Linked DNA regions of Mus musculus: all the other regions are linked to region 3. Evidence: chromatin loops called from intact Hi-C (ENCODE). Cell type or tissue: left cerebral cortex. All regions are shown on one strand. Region 1 holds the start of Nxt2 (nuclear transport factor 2-like export factor 2). Region 2 has its middle 3.6 kb from the start of Gucy2f. Region 3 has its middle 7.7 kb from the start of Kcne1l. Region 4 overlaps Nxt2 (nuclear transport factor 2-like export factor 2).

Region 1 (5,000 bases), 85 kb before region 3:
ACAGAGAGAGATGGTGGGGTAGAAAATGTTTTAGAGAGTGGCCAAAACTAGATATTCAAAATTCATTACGTGGAATTCCTTTAAACCTTATTAGTACATACTTGATTTTTTGCCATTTTTGTTATTAAGCTTTGCAGTGGTATTATGGCCACTAAGTTCACTGCTTAGCAGCTAGAGCTTTGCACAATGCCTGGATCACAGTAAATGATTATAAATACTTGTGGATAGAATAAAGAATAAGAGGAGAACCAAACATTAATAAAAAAATCCAAAGATCCACACATAACTGATTGAGAAAATTATGGAATTGAAATAAACTGGAATAAAATTAGTTTAAATTTTGGACTTGAGTTTCTGAGAAACCCGAGAAACATGCAGACCATTCTCATTTTCACTATTAGTCAAATTCAGTATGTATAATTCATCTCCATAAAAAAGCTAGAACTGAAGATACAGACTTGTGATTCATTAGCATATAAAGAACAGTGGGGCATCTTGTGGGAGCAGCCGCGCCGGAAGTTATAAGAATTATAAGAATACAGGAAGTAAGCCGGGCTTGGTGGCACATGCCTTTAATCCCAGCACTCGGGAGGCAGAGGCAGGCGGATTTCTGACTTCTAGGCCAGCCTGGTCTACAGAGTGGGTTCCAGGTCAGCCAGGGCTATACAGAGAAACCCTGTCCCGAAAAAAAAAAAAAAAAGAATACAGGAAGTGAGCATCATCGCCGACAAAAAAAAAAAAAAAAAAAAAAAAAAAAAAGTGAAGTAACTAAGGCGCACGCGCAGTGACGTTCAGTTGCTCAGCTTTGGAGAAGTGAGCGGTAACCGTTAGTGGGATAGTGAGAGCTGACGGAGGATAAAGATATGAAAAAATTTCGAAGTAACTGGTCCAATGGGGACCAACATTTTGGAAACTCGGGCAGTTCCTGGGTGGAGCCACAAATCAACTACAAATAGTAAGTTTATAGAAATATTTTGATTCAAAAATTAGAAGTCCGGCGGTAGCCGCTTTGAAATCATTGGTTTTTTTAAAAAATGGCAGTGATATTTAAAAATGGGAATGGGTGGGTAGGGAAGTGGGGGACTTTTGGGATAGCATTGGAAATGTAATTGAGGAAAATACGTAATAAAAAAAAAATGGCAGTGGGAACCGGGCGGTCGTGGGAGCCGGGCAGTCGTGGCGCACGCCTTTAATCCCAGCACTCAGGAGGCAGAGGCAGGCAGATTTCTGACTTCGAGGCCAGCCTGGTCTACAGAGTGAGTTCCAGGACAGCCAGGGCTATACAGAGAAACACTGTCTCGAAAAAAAACAAAAACAAAAAACAAAACAAAACAAAACAAAAACCAAAAAACAAAAACAAACAAAAAATGGCAGTGGAGTAGTGAAACATTACTTGTACTTAAATCCTAGGTAGTCGCTGGTTAATCACTTTTTTAAATAGACTGATAAGAAAATAATATTTAACTTATAGTTGTCATAAATAATTGAGTATGAGTAAAAATGTTTAGAAACGTGCTTGTGATCACTACTAAACTGTTTCTTGTCCTGCTGTTCTTGAATACGCTGTGGAAACACACACCGTAGGGTTTAGGGGGGTAGTCCTTGTTATATAATCCCCCCAGAGTGGCGAGAATCCGTGAAATGCTTGTATATTAAACCGTGAGAAATTGTAGGCAGCCCAGCGAAGCTTAGTGGCCAAGGCTCAAAATGGAGAACATTTTAGAACTTTAAACAGTTTTTAAACCCCACTGGCCGTACTTTAAACAGTTTTCAGCACCCCCTGTACTTTAAAATTTTTCAGCCCTCGTGCAGTTGGCGGTTGGTGTTACTTTCCATAAGTTCTGCCCCCTTTTCCTATTGGCTACGGACATAGATTCCCCCCCCCCCCGTTTCTCGTTGGCCTTCAAATTTTGGCCCCGCCTCCTCGTGTGAAGAGGTTCCCACCCAAAATTGAATATTTAATATTAACTTGTGCCAGGACAGGTAGCTGGGAACTTGAGATGTATTTGTTTTCCATATTAAGCTTACAAAAGCAAGGTCCTCCCCTTCTGTTTTGTTGGGGTTTTGGGGGGATGGTGTAGGTTGGTTAGTTTTTTCGTTTATCTGTTTCTCTTATGGTAAATAAACAGTTTGCAAGTAATTTAAAACGGATGGGCGGGATCACTCGGAACTGAAGGGAAACGCTGCTTAAAGTTGGAACATCGGGGTGATTTTAACACCGGACTGAGCTACTTCCGGGGGACAATGGGCGGGTTGAGAAATCTGTGCCATTGGCGAGGTTCGTTTTGTTGCTAAACATCTCATCCTTCCACAGCCAAAGGACCCAGACGAGCGCGGAAGTGCGGACATCTCCGGGGCCAGCTCTGGAGCAGACCATTTCCAGCCCCCTGATGGCCTTGGCAGTGGTGAGTGCGTGACACCTCCTGGCGCCCGCGGCTTGGCCGAGGAGCAAGCAAGCTAGGGCTCGGGCAGCGGAGGGGAGGGGAGGGCAGCGGAGGGGAGGGCAGCCGAGGGGAGGGCAGCGGAGGGGAGGGCAGCCGAGGGGAGGGGAGGGAGAGGGGAAGGGAGGGGAGGGGAGGGGAGGGGGGAGGGGAGGGGAGGGAGAAGGGAGGAGGCGCGAGCATGAGCGAGTGGCGAATCAGGCTCCAGCCCGCCAGCCCCTGGGGCGGAGCTCGCGCCCTCCGCCCGCCCCCTGCTCCGGAGATGGAGCGGCTGGTGGGAGTCCAGCAGCCTGTGTGAGGATGCAGCTCTGTGGCCGGTGGCTTTAGGTGGCCCTCTTTCCGTTGGCGCTTAAAGATAGATAGATAGATGATAGATAGATAGATAGATAGATAGATAGATAGATAGATAGATAGATAGATAGATAGATAGATAGATAGAGCAAGCAAAAGCTCCGGATCCCTGAAAAAGGGTGGCGATTGTTTTTATTTATTTCAAAGACTAGAACTGCCTCCACAAAAGGGTTACTTCATCAGGGATACTCTGGTGAGAATGGATCTGAGGGGTTTCATTTCTTAGGTTCTGCAATTCACTTCCAGACACGAGTGAGTGGTTATATAACGTAAGAAAAATGTCTCCGTGAGGCTGCTTAGACGTTCACTTCTATTTTGACAGGTTTTTTTTTTTTTTGGTTTTTTTGTTTGTTTGTTTGTTTTTTAATCGCAGTAGCTTTTGAGCTTGGTCATAAGCGCTTGAAATGAAGCGCTTTGCTAGCCTACTCAATAATTGCCCACACTTCACACCTAGGGTCCCTGCCTCTGCACATCTCCGAGTTACAGATACATGCCAAGCAAAGAACCAAGATTCATATGTGACGAATGAAAAGATGGGAGATGAATGTGTTTTAAAGACATACACCTAAAACTAGCAGCAGATTTTCAAGCAGAAATTTGTGCCTTAATCTTAATACTCAAATTTATGTCATAGGAGTGGAATTCAAATGCAGCTTTAGAATGATGAGCATAAATTGACAACTTCTTTTGTGTATTTTGTGCTTGAGGGGGGATTGGTGGAATTATAATCTACATTTGTGAATATTTTCTCGTAGAATTTTAAAACTTATGTGGATCAGGCATGTAGAGCTGCCGAGGAATTTGTCAATATTTACTATGAGACAATGGACAAAAGACGACATGTGAGTTTTATAGTCTCTATTGTTCTTTGTTTAAATTTTATTTTTAAAATACCATTTATCTGACCTGCATATGTAATTATGGTGCACAAGTTCTTGAAGAGTTGCTTTCATTTGAGTACAGTTTGGTGGATTGTTTTTATGTTGTTGTTCTTTTTTCAGTTTTGGTGTTGTTTTATTTTGTTTTATTGGTTTGGTTTGGGAAGTGTTTTGTTGTATTAAGTTTTTGTTTGGGTTTTTTGAAACCCAAACATGTTGGAAGGCTGGGGAAAAGATCTGGTGGGACTTGGGGGAGAGAAAGAATATGATCAAAATATATTTAAATTTAAAAACGTTTAAATAAAAATATAAAAAGAAAACGAGTTGCTTATAGAGGGCATGGTAAGGTATTGGTGGGGATATCAGCTCTGGAATCATAAGTTTGACTTTACCTAGTTCCATGTTCATAGGCAAAGTCCCAAGTTTTCTTTACCTCGTTTTATTTTTAAATAGAAAAAATTGCGGTGCTGAAAATTGAACTCGGGGCCTTAACAGATTATGCAAGTACTTTACCACTGTCCTATATCCCCAGTTCGGAAATTAAACACTTCATATAACTGGGTCCAGCACACCTGTATATAAATAGTTGATTTTTTCTTAGTCCCTCGAATTAACATAGTTAAAGAAATTATGATGGTGTGGAATGGTGTGTCATTGCAGGGACATCTGTTGGTCTGCTTAAGATTCTCAGTTGTAGCTGGTGCTCACAATAAGAATTCCAGGAATAGACATGCTTTTAGTTTTCAATAGATCAAGGTCTCACTTTTTTTTTAAATCTTCATTGTAATTTATTCCTCAACTCTATTTTTATAGTATTTTATGTGCATTTGTATTTTGCCTGCATGTATGAACTGGAGTTAGATAGTTGTGAACTGACATGTAAGTGCTGGGAATTGAACTCAGGTCCACTGGTAGAACAGTCAGTGCTCTTAACCACTGAGCCATCTTGCAACCCCATCTCAACTCTATTTTAAAGGAATTAATTATTCCAGTATGTGATGGAATGAGCCTTGCCTTGTTCTCCCACCAGTGCAGGACAGTTTTGTTATTTTTAAAACTTTTTAAAGTAAGATAAAACATGTTATTATTGCTGACTTGAAACTGGAGGTGGCAAAAGCTATGACAATGGATGTTTATTGTCCTTTGTCATGAATATCTGTCATTTGTCCTGTCTTGGTGCTTTCAGAACTAATATATGCTGTTGAATTTAATGACACATGCCTTTAATCCAAGCACTTGGGAGGAACAAGTAGGTGTTTCTCTGAATTGAAGGCCAGCCCGGTATACATAGTGAGCTTCAGTACAGCCAGAGCTAAGATCTGCTTTCAGA
Region 2 (5,000 bases), 110 kb before region 3:
TACATTCTTTTGAACATACCATATTTTGTTCCTTCACACCCTCTTGGAAGCACTGCATTTTGTTTGTTTACACCCTCTTAGACATATCACACTTTTTATACCCACTTGAACATACCACATTTAGTTTATAGCCTCCAGGATATAACACATTTTTTTACACCCTCCAGGACATACCACATTTACTTTACACACTCCCGGACATACTACTTTTTACTTACCATGGACATATCATATTTACCAACAGCTGTTTGGTATTTTGCCTGCTCCCACTTTTCAGCCATTATGAAATGTTCTATTTCATGTGAAAAGATTTTCTGGGGATTTGTGTGCTTTCTGGGCATATGTGGGGATGTGTGTGCATATATGCAGAGACAAGAAGTTCGGTGTCTTCTTCAATCGCTATCCACTTTTTTTTTTCTGATACAGGGCTTTTCACTGACGCAGACTTTGGCCAAAGTGGTAGCCAGCAAGCCCAGAGGATGCTCTTGTTCCTGTCTCACCATGACTGGGATCTCAGGAGCATGCTACACTGTTCCACATTTTTTATGGGTATCCTAGAAAATAAAATCAGGTGTCATTGCTTGCACAGCAAACATTTTATAAACTAAGCCATCTCTGAAGCTGTAATTTCATATAAAATTTCAGGTGGGCAGAGAGGGCATTAGAGGCTCACACATTTAATCTCAGCACTCAGGAGGCAGAGGCAGGTGGATCTCTTGAGTTTGAGGCCAGCCTGGTCTACAGAGTGAGTTTCAGGGACAGCTAAGGCCATACAGAGAGACCCTGTTTCTGAAACAAAACAAAACAAAACAAAAGACTAAGTGGAAGTAGTATTTTTTTTCTCTTGGGTATGTATAAAGAGAGGTCCTGGGCACATGTATCCCCCTTGAGTGCCTACAGAGACAGATCATTCTTTCCTTCACCTGTTAGATAAATTCAGGTGGTTGGACTCCAGGCTTCTAGGCTTGCTTGGGAAGTTCCTTTATCTGCTGAGCCATCTAGCTGGTCCCCTGTCTTCCTTTGTAATTATGACTGCAAACAAAAGAAAATATAGTCTCTTTCCATTTAATGATTTTTTTTTCCTACTAAACACTACAGAGGACTTCATGGAAAAGTGGCAAAGGCTTTGCATAGCATTAGCCCACAACTCTCATAGTCCTTTCATGACTAGGGTGAAAGTTGGAGTGTGGGCAATAAAAATAGATCCACAATGACAAACCCGTAGTTAATCATTCAGAATGAAGCCTTGGATAAGTTCTTTCATCAGGTCAGGAAATGGTGTACGGACCTGGGGACCATGTTAGGGAAAAACAAGTATGAATTAAGAGGAAAGCTACCAGGCAAGATGTTAGACACCACACATTTCCACAGCCCCCCTATCTCCAATGAGGGCACTTATTGGCACCTTTCAACCTTTAAAAAATTGTTTCATGTGACCCATCCCACTGAAATTTCTTTCTTAAAATGTTTTGAACAATAATTTGATATTTTTATGTGTATGGGAATTTTGTCTACATATGTGTCTGTGCACAACACGTGTGCAATACCCATGGAGGCCAGAAAAGGACATCAGATTTCCTGAGGCTGGAGTTACAAATGGTCATGAGCTGTCATGTGGGTGTTAGGAATTGAACCTAGGCCCACTGGAAGAGCAGCCAGTGTCTTAACTGCTGAGCCCCATCACTGAAATCTCTTTAGTTCTTTCAGTTGTACTAGCAAGGGCCCTTTTGCATTTATCACATTTAGCATGTTTATTTGCTCAACAGGAGGCACATTAACTCTTTTTATTATTTTTTTTTAAAAAAGTCTCAGCCAAGTGTTGTGGCACTTGGGAGGCAGAAGCAAGGAGATCTGAGTTTGAAGCCAGCATGGTCTACAAAGTGAGTTCCAGGACAGCCAGGGCTGCATAGAGAAACAAAACAAAAAACAAATGTGTGTGTGTGTGTGTGTGTGTGAGAGAGAGAGAGAGAGAGAGAGAGAGAGAGAGAGAGAGAGAGAGAGAGAGAGAGAATAGTCTGGGATCAGGTGCAATGTAATTACCAGTTATTTTGCACATCCTCACAAGTGGCACTGCAAATGTATTATTTCATTTACTTTTCAGAGCATCCCTAAGACACAGGGACAATTCCTAACCTCATTATACATATATATAAATGAGTAGTTCTATTTAGGTTACGTAGCTTGAATAATATTACACGGTTAGTAAATGATGAGGTCATAAGTGGAATACACAGAGTGTGGTTTGAGAACCTAGAACTTAATAAGTTTGCTGTATTTCTTCAGACTGCACAGGGGGAAATGGAAAGTAACTTTCATGCACATTATTTTGTGCAAGCATGTATTTATCTATGCCATCAGTAGTGGTTTTGTTTTGCTGCAGTTTTAACAGGACAGGTGGAAGATTGTTAATCCAGAATACATGCACAGAATAGAGCTCAGTGCTCACCTCTAGTGGTCAACTTCACAACTGAAATTAAAACCAACGCTGCAATGACAATACATAGCCACACGATGTCACTACTACATCATTATGGCTACAAAATTTCTCTAACTTGAGGCTGAAAACATTTTGTGATGGAAAACACTAAAAACCATTAAAATATTTTCTTTATATTAAATGTCCTATTTGTGTTAGCATTTCCGTTTTTGAGAAAATGCTACACTTTACACAGCAGACTGGCCCAAACTTGTGGCAATCCTTGTGCCTCTGACTCCCAAGATCTGTCATTAGAGGCACTACCCTGAGTTTATATTTTATACCAGGGTGGTTTCAAACTCACAGACTCGCCTAATCTTATTCCTAATTGCTAGGATTAAAAGCAGGCACCATTACGCCTGATGTAGTTTATCTTCAAAATATGATATTATGACACATGTACTCATTACAATCACAGGTTGAATCCATGTCAAACTGGATCTCTCTTCAAATACCAGTTTCACTTTTCCTAAATTTCTACACTGGAATTAGATGTGTACATTCCTTAAGTCCTGAGTTTGCTCGTGGGGAGGAAAGATGATGACTCTTGGATGCAGCAGGAGCTGCATAATACTGTTTCTTATCAACCAAGGCCTTTTAAGTAGGCCCTCTGCACTTTTGCCCTGCCCCATGTCTTCTCTCACATGCATTGACATATACAGGTAAATATACTTTTGAAAATTAATATAGAGGCTGGTGAGATAGTTCAGCCGTTAAAGAGCATTGGCTGTTCTTGCAGTGGGTCTCCTCAGGAAGTAGGCATGCATGTGATACTCAGGCATCTATTTGGGCAAATAGTCATATACATACTTCTTAGTAGAGATTATATATACACAGGAGTTCTTATAAACTTAACATCCAAGCATGCCACACACTCCAGTTGAGTCAGCGTGACAGGCTCTGAAGCCTAAAAGCCACTCACGAGGCAGAGAGTTTCAAGAAAGCTCTCCTCCTGGAGTTTTGGTGTTCTCATACTCATACTCTATTCCCGAGTTAGTCTGGTGTATGGATCTATGAGCTCTCTTTTAATATTTTATTATAAATGCCTCTTAAGATCAAATTCTGTTATAGTTAGTCTCCCCAGTGTTCCAAGATCCCAGAAGCCGCCAAGCTTAGAATCCTGTGAGAAGGCAGTAAGGAAGTTAACCTATTCAGCAACTAATTAATCATTACAATAGACAGAGCCAGTGGCTCAACTGGTCTGCAGAAAGAGCCAGGGAATCTCACTGAGATAGAAATCTTCAGTACAAGCTACATTGCATATTAAAAGCAAGTTGGTATATTCTCCTGACAAATGGAGATTCTCCAGATAAGTTACACTAATATAAGAATTTAGCAAGGCCTAGGAAATTAGGGGTTTGTGATATTACATTATTCTTGAGGCCTGCCAAGAGCAGAACCCTCTGGTGCCTTCACAAGGTTCAAAGGTATAACACTAGAATGTGAAATCCTTGCCTGTCACTAAGCTGATCCTAGGCAGGACTGCTTTATCTTTACTGTAAACATTTACCTGGTTCCTGTAAGTCCTTTTGAAGTAATTCCTTTGTTTTGTACCTGGTAACTTCAATGTACCTTGCCTGCTGTGACTTCTGACCCTTGTATTCTCTGTACTATAAAAAGTTTGATGCTCAACCTGACAAATACATTCAGATTCTACACAACCTCTCCTGTGTGTATCTGTCTGTCATCTCATCCAACGCTTTGCCCACCTGCAACTAGAGACCTGTTCCATGAAGACATAGGGACCCAGAGGGTCTGCGGCACAAGCATACACTTCAACAAACTACTAGAGTTTTCTGAATTAAACTATAAGCATTCATAAAACCAAAGCATTGTATGTTTTGACATTTACTTACCATTTATTGACTTGGATTTCAGAATAATCTGGATGAGTTGAGCCAATACCTTCAAGAACTTTAGTCAAGCTTCAAATTCTTTTGTAGGCCCTTTAGAAATTTATAGGTATAAGGCACTGTACCGATGATATTTGAAAACGAAAGCCTCTAGTTAATATTATGATTTAACTTACACATTACTATTATGGTTGCAGAATATTTCATTGTGTCCCATCTAAAGTGAGGTCAGCTATGTTCTAGGATTATAAATGTACGTTGTCTCCAGTTATCTCATTATAAATGATGCTGCAATGTGAAATCTTTAAATATAACCCTATTTACAATATGGTACAATGCTTACTTTAGGATAGATTCTCAAAAGTGAAATAAATACATCAATGTACATGAAGATAAGTTATAGGTCATAGCATATGTGTTGTAATCATTTTTTTCAATTTTTTTATTAGGTATGTTCTTCATTTACATTTCCAATGCTATCCCAAAAGTCCCCTATACCCTTCTCCCCACTCCTCTACCCTCCCACTCCTACTTCTTGGCCCTGGTGTTCCCCTGTACTGAGGCATACAAAGTTTGCACGACCAATGGGCCAATCTTTCCACTGATGGCCAGCAAGGCCATCTTCTGATTCATATGCAGCTAGAGTCAAGAGCTCCAGGGTACTGGTAAGT
Region 3 (5,000 bases):
AATTGCCTCCTTCAACCAGAGGCAAGTATTTTGTAAAGTGTTTCCATTGATGGTTAGTCTCACCTGTTAATGGAGGTTCAAAATAAGTAGAATCATGAAGCATGAATTCTTTTAGGGAAGCCTTATTATTCTGAGATGGCTAAACAGCATTGCCTTAGAAACAAAAACACTGTGAATGGGCCAAAGATGTACATCTGCCTGGAAACAGCTCCCCAACCAGGTGGATCTCCAGCTTTTCCACCAGGCTGTTCCCACCTGGTGTCTTGTGTGTTCTATCTAGTTCTGTAGCAGAAGCTTCTATAGATCTGTCGTCGACTGCTCCTGACAGATATGGAGAACACAGGCGCTCTAAATGAAAACAAACTGCATGTTTCACTAGGTGTTTTGTAGTTCCTGATACAAAACAATCATCTTGCTATACAGTTCTTTTTTATTATTGAGTGCTTTCAAAAGAGATGGAGAATATTACATCACTCTAAATGCACGTGTTTTTTCAATGAAAATTTTATTGGGCACTTAATAAGTGCCAGGCATACTAAGGCTGGAGTATAGTTCCCAAAGTCCCTGTTCTGTATATGTTAGCTCCAAAAGAGACACATTACAAATAATTATATATGAGGGGATGTTAAATTCTACAAAGAACAATAAAACAGATAATTGGATACATATATGTATATATGCACATATACATATATTTGTTTTTTTGAGAAGGGTTTCCCTGTGTAACAGCCCTGGCTATCCTGGAACTTGCTCTAAAGAGCAGGCTGGCATCGAACTCAGAGATCTGTCTGACTGCCTCCTGAGTGCTGAGGAGGCATGCAGATTATGCATATATATTTTATATACATAAAATAGATTTCTTTTGTGTGTATGCATGTACATAAGTGTGATCATGTGTGTATAGATGCACATATACATGTGTGTATATGTATGTGTACATTTGTATATGTGTATATATATCACCACACCTGGTATTTTTGTAAATCCTGGGGATTGAACTCGGGTCCTCACACTTGCAAGACAGGTGCTTTACTAAATGAGTATTCTTCCTAGCTGAGAAATATTTTTTAATCCCATGATCCTACTTGTACATACAGAAGGGATTTAATGTGAGGCTTCCACACTGCATATAGAGTACTTTGATCATATCCATACCTCCTTTCTTCCAATTCTTAATCCTACCATCTTGCTCTAGTAAATGTTACTCTACTTTGAGGTTAGCTTTTGTGTGTGATGGCGGTTTGAATAAAAATGGCCCCCATAGGCTCATATATTTATTTCCTAGTTGGTGGACTGTTTAGGAAGGATTTATATGTGTGGTCTTGTTGGAGGAGGTATGTCATTGTAAGTGGGATTTAAGGTTTCAAAAGCCCAGACCAGACCTAGGCTTTTGCTCTCTCTGCTTCCAACTTGCCAATAATATGTAAGCTCCCAGCTACTACTCCAGCATCATGACTGCTTGCCTGCCACCATGCTCCCCACCATGATGATCCTGTACTCATCTGAAACTGTAAGCAAGTTCCCAATTAAATGCATCTTATAGGTTGCCTTCATCATGGTGTCTCTTCAAAGCAATAAAATAGTAACCAAGACAGTGTGCATATAGCACATTTTCTCAATCCATCCACTTGTTGATAGGCATTTGGCTAGCTACATATCTTAGCTGTTGTGAATAGCATAAACAAAAGAAATGGGTATGCCCTTTACATGTCAGCTTCATTTCCTTTGGCTACACAAGCAGGAGTGGAATAGCTGGATCCCATACATGGTCATTATACAGATAGGGTTTTTTTCCAGGTACCTTAAACTCATTTTCCACAGTGGCTACACTAAGTTCTCACTGACAATGTATAGCATTCTCTTTTAAAAAAGATTTCTTTTATTCAGCCCAATGTTTTCAAAACTCATCCGCATTCTTGCAAGTATCTGCAGTCTGTTTCTTAGCATTGCTGAGCAATACTTTGCTTGCTGTTTTCTGACTATTAGAGATCACATTGTTGTGAGTGGTATTATAGAAATCCTCTTCAGGTTATGTGTAGCCCTTTTCCTTAGGTAAATACCTAGGGGTAGAAATTTTAGGTTGTAGAAAAGATGTGGTTTAGTTTTATAAGGAACTGCCAAACTGGTTTTGAAAATTGTTTTATGCTCCCACAAGTAATGGATGGGGAATTCAATCACATGGGGTTACTTTTGCAGCCTTCTGCTTCATTCATATTCACAGCCCTGTCTTGCATCTATGAAATGGATTTGCCTTCAGACTTCTAAGGGGAAGCCTGGTTTTAGTTCTTAGCTGACCCTAAGTCTGATGATCACTAAATGAACATCCACACATGTGCTAAAATGTGAGCATCATCCCTGTGGAATAATTGGTTTTATTGAACGTGCATGTGTTAAGCAATTTCCATGAGGAATCTCAGTGAGTCTTTAATGACAACTCTGTGCAGTACGCACATTCCCACTCTATATGTAAGGAATCTGCAGCCCAATGGGTGAAGAAACTAGGATAGGAAGTAACTTCACAGATGGCCAATCTGAGCTTTGAACCAGATCTTCATTACCATAGCTTTATAATACTGCTATCTATTGTCTGTGTACAAAGGATAGCAGGGGGAAAGCATTTCCAAGTATAAGGTCTCATGGGCCTTCTTATTTTACATATAGCTGAGAAAATGAAGGCAGAGATAGAAAGGACGTAAGTTAATAGGGAAGCCACCAGAATCCAAATAAATCATTTCCCAGGCAAGAAATAGTTCCATTCCACTTCACAACCTCCTTCCATGCTTTGGGCAATTCTTGATTTTATTTCTAGCTTGTTAATAGTGAGGAGGATCTACAAAGCATGTGGAGATATTTGAAAGAAAGGCATGCCTCTTAAAGAATGAAGACTAACCTTCCGGAACTTTGCGGAAGACATAGGTCATAAATGACATTGTTAGATTTCTGCCAATTCCTGCCTGGGCATTATCTGGAAAATGTTTCACCTACCCACCCAGTCTTCCTTGAACAAGAGAAGAAAATGTGTGGCTACTTGGAGCATTCTGTGGGAAAGAGTGGGAAGTGGGAGGGTGAGGAGCACTTTTTCTCTTGGAGTCCTACAGCGCCATCTGGTGGCGGACTGGGGTTTTCACTTTCTTCAGTTTTTTTTTGTTTGTTTTATAACAAGAGCCTAGCCTAACCGTCCTTTGAGAGGCTCCACTCATCAGCTGACTGAAACAGATCCCAACATTGGCTGGAGCTCGGAGACTCTTATAGAAGAGTTGGGGGAAAAATTAAAGGCCCCAAAGAGGATGTGACCTCCACAGGAATAGGGGGCTCTCAAGACACTGAACTACCAACAAAATAACATATACTGGCTGGACAACAACCCCCTCTCCGCGCGCCCCCAACATATGTAGCTGATGTGCACCTCCATCTTCATGTGAGTCCGTCAACAACTAAAGCAGGACTCTCCCTAAAGCTGTTGCCTGTCTGTGGAGTCTGCTCCCCTAACTACATACAATGCCTTGTCTGGATGTGCCTCCCCTCACAGAGACTTGATGTGCCAGTGTCAGGAGATATCCAAGGGGGCCTTCACCTTCTCAGTGGAAAAGTGGGTATGGGGGACGGGACTTATGAGAGGGAACCCGAAAGAGGAATAGCAATCGGTATATAATGTGAAAAAATTTAATTGTTTTAAATCATTAAAAATATAATTGAAAAGGAAACAATATTTCTAGTCACTAGAGCCCAGAGAAAGGACTTTCTCTGGTCCTGCTATGATATGGTTCTTGATATGATGAAGCTAAAATTCCCAAGAGGGCAAGGAAATGGCAGATGCCAGCCTGACCATTTTAACAAAGGGGCACGCTCAGAACGCTGGCAGAGGTCTGTAGCAAAGCACGGCAATTAGGACTAACAGATTCAGCCAAGCTGTGATGGTGGTGCGTGGCAGCATTCTGGAGGAAGACACAGAAAGAGGCAGATGGACCTCCGAGTTTGAGGCCAGCCTGGTCTCCAAAGGGAGTTCCAGGACAGGGCTAAACATTCTCTTCTTCACGCGATGGCGAGAACCACCATGCTTACCACGGGAGTCTGAGGCAAAGGCTGAACACGCAATAGCCTGGCTCAGAACACTGTGTATGTGGCTGTGGTTACTTCCTTCTCAACAGGAAGGCTGTGGGGCTGTGGGGCCAGGAGGGAGGCTTCTTACTGAACCTGGGGGAACTCAGAGCATACTGCCCCCAAAGGGAACAGTCACTTTCAACTCTTACCAAAATCTAGGTGTTACGCTAACTCTTGAATCTCCATGCTGATCCTGGGGGGTGGGGTGGCGGGGACAGGGGTAGGTACTAGTTAATACACCTGCTTTACAAATTTGAGAAGTTTAGAAAAGTTAATTACCTTTCCTGGTGTTACCCAGCTAGTAAAAAGACAGCCCATAGGTTTCCCTGGGTAGTATAGGATCACAGCCTAGCTCTATGCACTGTACTCTTTTGCTTACTTTAGCAGGTGATGAAGAAAGACAAAAGACATGGGCTCTTGAACTGACTAGCCAATGGACTTGCTAATGGAAACTTCCAAAAGATGGTGCCAGCTACGTGGCATATAGCAGAGAGTGATCTAGCTGATTCTGGGTCATCTGTTTCCTCCTTGGTCCTGTTTGTGAAGGTAGTGGACAGAGGATTTTCGAGAACCTGCCAACACTTGACACATTCAAGAAACATGCAGAGGTCACTTGCCTTCACTCTCACATCAGCAGGGAAAGTCTCCATGTTGCGGTAGCCGGAATCTCGGAGTGCTTTTGAGTTGGGAAATGACCCAGGAACATTTAGGGATGATTGAAATCAGGCCCTAGACCATGAGAAAAATTGTTCCCGCTCCACGCTGAGAGAAAATGAAAACCAGTTGTGTCAACTGCCATCAGTCTGAATTTGGACTTTGTTCTTAGACAGTAATGCTTCAGTGGCTCCTGAGTCAAGCCAACAGTGTGTTAAATTGTGATGGGGCTTGATCGTTTGCCA
Region 4 (5,000 bases), 77 kb before region 3:
GATGAAAGTGGTGTGTTGAAGTCTCCCACTATTATTGTGTGAGGTGCAATGTGTGCTTTGAGCTTCACTATAGTTTCTTTAATGAATGTGGCCGCCCTTACATTTGGAGCATAGATATTCAGAATTGAGACTTCATCTTGGAAGATTTTACCTTTGATGCGTATGAAGTGCCCTTCCTCGTCTTTTTTGATAACTTTGGGTTGGAAGTCGATTTTATTCTATATTAGAATGGCTACTCCAGCTTGTTTCTTCAGACTATTTTCTTAGAAAATTGTTTTCCAGCCTTTCACTCTGAGGTAGTGTCTGTCCTTTTCCCTGAGATGGGTTTCCTGTAAGCAGCAAAAAGTTGGATCCTGTTTGTGTAGCCAGTCTGTTAGTCTATGACTTTTTATTTGGGAATTGAGTCCATTGATATTAAGAGATATTAAGGAAATGTAATTGTTGCTTCCTGTTATTTTTGTTGTTAAAGTTAGGATTCTGTTCTTGCAGCTGTCTTCTTTTAGTTTTGTTGAAGGATTACTTTCTTGCTTTTTCTAGGGTGTAGTTTCCATCCTTGTGTTGTTGTTTTCCCTTTATTATCCTTTGAAGGGCTGGATTCCTGGAAAGATATTGTGTGAATTTGGTTTTGTCATGAAATATTTTGGTTTCTCCATCTATGGTAATTGAGAGTTTTGCTGGATATAGTAGCCTGGGCTGGCATTTGTGTTCTCTTACGGTCTGCATAACATCTGTCCAGGATCTTCTGTCTTTCATAGTCTCTGGTGAGAAGTCTGGTGTAATTCTAATAGGTCTGCCTTTATATGTTAGTTGACCTTTTTCCCTTACTGCTTTTAATATTCTATCTTTATTTAGTGCATGTTTTGTTCTGATTATTACATGTCGGGGGCAATTTCTTTTCTGGTCCAGTCTATTTAGAGTTCTGTAGGCTTCTTGTATGTTCGTGGGCATCTCTTTCTTTAGGTTTGGGAAGTTTTCTTCTATAATTTTGTTGAAGATATTTGCTGGCCCTTTAAGGTGAAAATCTTCATTCTCATCTATACCTGTTATCCATAAGTTTGGTCTTCTCATTGTGTTCTTGATTTCCTGTATACTTTGAGTTAGGATCTTTTTGCATTTACTTTGATTGTTGTGCCGATGTTCTCTATGGAATCTTCTGCACCTGAGACTATCTCTTCCATCTCTTGTATTCTGTTGCTGATGCTTACATCTATGGTTCCTTATTTCTTTCCTAGGGTTTCTATCTCCAGAGTTACCTCCCTTAGGGTTTTCTTCATTGTTTCTACTTCCATTTTTAGATCTTGGATGGTTTTGTTCAATTCCACTACCTATTTGGTTGTGTTTTCCTGTAATTTTTTAAGGGATTTTTTGTTTACTCTGTAAGGTCTTCTACCTGTTTAGCATTGTTTTCCTGTAATTCCTTGAGGGAATTTTGTGCTTCCTCTTTAAGGGCTTATACCTCTTTAGCAGTGTTCTCCTGTATTTCTTTAAGTGAGTTATTAATGCCCTTCTTAAAATCCTCTACCAGCATCATGAGATATGATTTTAGATCCAAATCTTGCCTTTCCGGTGTGTTTCGGTATCCAGGACTCGATGTGGTGGGTGTACTGGGTTCTGATGATGCCCAGTGTTCTTGATTTCTGTTAGTAAGATTCTAAAGTTTGCCTTTTGCCATCTGGCAATCTCTGGTGTTAGATGTTCTAATTGTCTCTGGCTGGAGCTTGTTCCTCCTGTGATTCTTTAGCCTCTGTCAGCACTCCTGGGAGACCAACTCTGTCCTGAGTCCCAGTGGTCAGAGTACTCTCTGCAGGCAAGCTCTCTTCTGGCAGGGAAGGTGTCCAGCAGTCTGGAGCTCAGATCCACCTCCTGATTCCTGAGTTCAGAGGTCTCCCTGGAGGCTGACTCTCCTCTGGCAGGGAAGGTGTCCAGGAGTCTGGGTCTCAGCCCCGCCTCCTGGCTGAGGATGAAGGCCCAAAGGGACCCTGTCCAAGAAGCTCTGTTGCTTCTGAAGCCCATGTGCTCTCCTGCATAGACTGGTCTCAGTGATCCCAAGCTTCTGGGTGTGCTAGGGCCTGCCTTTGTGCTTTGACCCTGTTGCTGCTAGCACATGACCCTCTGGGATTTTTGGAACTGATGTTGTGTTCCACTCACAGTGATCTCAAGATCCCGGGTGTCCTAGGGTGTATGCAGCATGGAGAGTCCTCTGGGGACCTTGGGGCCCTCCACTGAGATTGTGCCCAAACCCGTCTAATCTTAATGCATTTGTAGAAGATGCTTATGGGTAAAAAATCCATTTTTAAACTTTTCCTTTATTTTTTAGGCACTTGTCAGGCTGTATTTGGACAAAGCCACTCTAATCTGGAATGGAAATGTTGTTACAGGGCTGGAAGCCCTTGCTAATTTTTTTGAGATGTTGCCTTCCAGCGAATTCCAGATCAATATGTTAGATTGCCAACCAGTTCATGGTGAGTATCAAACTATCTCCTTTATTTTAGGTTCGTAAACACTGAGGTCTACAACCCAAGCAGCAGTAACCTTCAGTAGTGGGTGTGTTTACTTATTTAAGCAAGTTAAGTGTCACAAAAACAAATTTATACAGTCAGGCTTTGGGTCTTCTTTTAGGTGATTTTCACCCCAGATAACCACCATTAATTTTGAGAGATTGTGATTTTTTGTTAATGAAAAGGAGAATGCCTACAGAAAAAATAATTTATGTCATATCATAGATTAATGCGTTTGAGTGTTTGTTAAAATTTTAGAGAACTGTATTCTGTGAAAGAATGACTTGTGACAAAATTTGATTCACAGTGGATTGATGCAGTGTGCAATACTTACCTCTAGATGGAGTACTTACTTTCTCATATAGTTGTTTATAATGATATTCGCCCTTATGTTTCCTGAAGAATGGCTTCAGAAACAAACTGTGAATGATGTTAGATATGTAATGAAATATTAACACATGTAGGGAGCATATGGTCATGTTAGCTTTTTAATCTCTGTTTTGAAATTTGAGAGTACTCTGTAAATCTTTCTGGACTAAAAAAATCATGTTAATTTTTTTTAAATATTAAACTATTAACTTTGGGATGCCTGCTTAAAGTACAGAATAGTCATAAAAATACTTTAACATTACATCATAAGCTTAGATAAGTGACCTATTTCTCTTGTTTCTGTTGCTAAAGAGCAAGCTACCCAGTGCCAAACTACAGTGCTCGTTGTGACCAGTGGAGTTGTGAAGTTTGATGGAAACAAGCAGCACTTCTTTAACCAGAACTTCCTGCTGACTGCGCAGAGCACTCCTAACAGCACTGTGTGGAAGATTGCAAGTGATTGCTTCCGTTTTCAAGATTGGGCTAGTATTTAAAGGAGCAAAAACCCACTCTATTGGTCCATTAGTTCCAGCAAGAGAAGTTAGAGGAGAATTAATATATTTCGTGCAAAAGTACTACAAACTTAAGTGTATGTGCTAAAACTAAATGTATGTAACATTTTTTTTTTAGCAGCGCCTTTGCTAGATCAGCTGCCAGTTTGGATTATTGCCCTTAAGAGCTTTAAAGATAGTTTTTTTTACATGCCTTATGCATACATTCCACTACTGACACTCTCAAGGTAATATTAAACATGATCTAGGTACTAAGATATTCACTGTGAACCCGATCTATTGCACAAATGGAGTCCTTTTGTATTACTCTCTATGGGATAGCACAAGATAGCTCTGTAGGATAGTCTCAGTTACTAGGGTAATTTCTCAATGAAGCACATGCCTGTTTACGATTAACACTAAAGTTTTAATATATAAGTATTTGAAGTCTGTTCAACTTAGTTTTACGCTAGTGTTCTGACATATTTTAATTGCATATAACTGTATAATAGTCCGTGTTGTTTTCTTGCATTGACATGTTTCCTTTTGAAATGAGGTAATCAATTAGGTGGGGAAAAAAATGTTCTCGACTGATACTTGTATATCGGGTGCATTTAATGGCAGTCACAACTCTGAAACCTTTTGTTCGTGCCGGCTTCAGGTCAATGTGTTTATGTGATAAATGGGAGTGATAACAGAAGCTTTAATGGGAGAGTAAGAAATGAGAAACATAGAAATCTAAGGCTGAAGCCAACACCAAAAGAGGGAGCACACCTGTTCCCTACCTCCTGGAAGTGGAGCCAAGTTTCAGGATTTGCATCCCAAGAGTCTCTAAGAATTCTTGCCATGGTCCTAAAAACTGGATTTTAAGATTATTTTACTTCCCCTTCATGCCTGTCTCCAGTATCCACCCCAGCTTCTTTCTGAATGTAAGGGATTAAGATATCAGCTGTAAACTTAACTTTGTCTCCGAATCTGAGAATTCGAAAGAAAGCTATGCTCAGTCTCTGTACATGCTGAACTCCAAATTCTTCCATATCAACTTCAAGCCCCAAGCCTCCAATGTATTACCTACCATGCGCATGAATAATTTTCTTCCATGGCTTTTACACTGTCAACGGCTTTACCTACTTTTTAAAATTAAGTCTTTGATTTTATGATTTATTTCTGTATGGCACTGGATAAAAATATTATTAAAACATTTCTGCCTATGGTTAAAAATCCAGAAATCAAAGAAATGATCTTCATGATAAACTTCAAAGGAACAAACTTTATGTTTTAGCTTCTAAAGACAAAAATATAGTGTTTTTAGCTTTTAGTTAAACTTTATAATTCTTTGCAATTTTTAAGTATTTTAAACTAAATATGCAAGGTTTGTTCTATATTATGATCACTATTAATCTTTTATCACTCAATTTTAAAACTAGTAATTTACTTTGGCTCAGAAATGTACTATATTTATAATTATTGTATTATTTAAATTAAATAGAAGGTGATAGAACTGATATTTAAAACCATGGCTCATTTAAGTTCTTATCAAAACATATACATTCTAGTCTATTCAGAGTGAGCTTGCTCTTATTTTGAATTTTTTCCATTAACTATATCTTTAGCAAAAATAATTAAAATGCCCAGTCACTGC

Evidence for each region. Hi-C counts contacts between places; a loop is a spot of excess contacts. Peaks named below come from ENCODE experiments on the same cell type or tissue, not always from the same donor. Only the 100,000 strongest peaks of a DNase experiment are listed, where the experiment ranks them.
Region 1: a loop joins it to region 3, with 2.9 times the contacts of the local background. A loop is called at or near these places in 16 of 42 quality-filtered maps.
Region 2: it touches region 3 in a loop (7-fold over the local background); 25 of 42 quality-filtered maps call a loop at or near these places.
Region 4: a loop joins it to region 3, with 7 times the contacts of the local background. A loop is called at or near these places in 16 of 42 quality-filtered maps.

The regions. Positions count from the first base shown.
Region 1 is chrX:142,225,977-142,230,976 of GRCm38, forward strand. It overlaps Nxt2 (nuclear transport factor 2-like export factor 2), which reads left to right and starts at 2,201. Exons shown (of 4, transcript NM_172782.4): 1 at 2,201-2,405; 2 at 3,548-3,634. The coding sequence starts at 2,391. In left cerebral cortex, no CTCF peak of the experiment used is centred here; DNase peaks (open chromatin) are centred at 2,291, 2,685, 3,018 and 3,206; H3K4me3 peaks cover 2,012 bases; H3K27ac peaks cover 1,100 bases.
Region 2 is chrX:142,198,026-142,203,025 of GRCm38, forward strand. No RefSeq gene overlaps it. Among named protein-coding and RNA genes, the nearest start is that of Gucy2f, 3.6 kb to the left of the region's middle. In left cerebral cortex, CTCF peaks have their summits at 1,551 and 2,485; a DNase peak (open chromatin) is centred at 2,483.
Region 3 is chrX:142,311,366-142,316,365 of GRCm38, forward strand. No RefSeq gene overlaps it. Among named protein-coding and RNA genes, the nearest start is that of Kcne1l, 7.7 kb to the left of the region's middle. In left cerebral cortex, a CTCF peak has its summit at 3,109 (motif pointing left); DNase peaks (open chromatin) are centred at 3,121 and 3,864; H3K4me3 peaks cover 331 bases; H3K27ac peaks cover 189 bases.
Region 4 is chrX:142,234,467-142,239,466 of GRCm38, forward strand. Nxt2 (nuclear transport factor 2-like export factor 2) reads left to right here. Exons shown (of 4, transcript NM_172782.4): 3 at 2,318-2,462; 4 at 3,180-5,000. The coding sequence ends at 3,361. Among named protein-coding and RNA genes, the nearest start is that of Nxt2, 8.8 kb to the left of the region's middle. In left cerebral cortex, a CTCF peak has its summit at 2,822; a DNase peak (open chromatin) is centred at 2,823.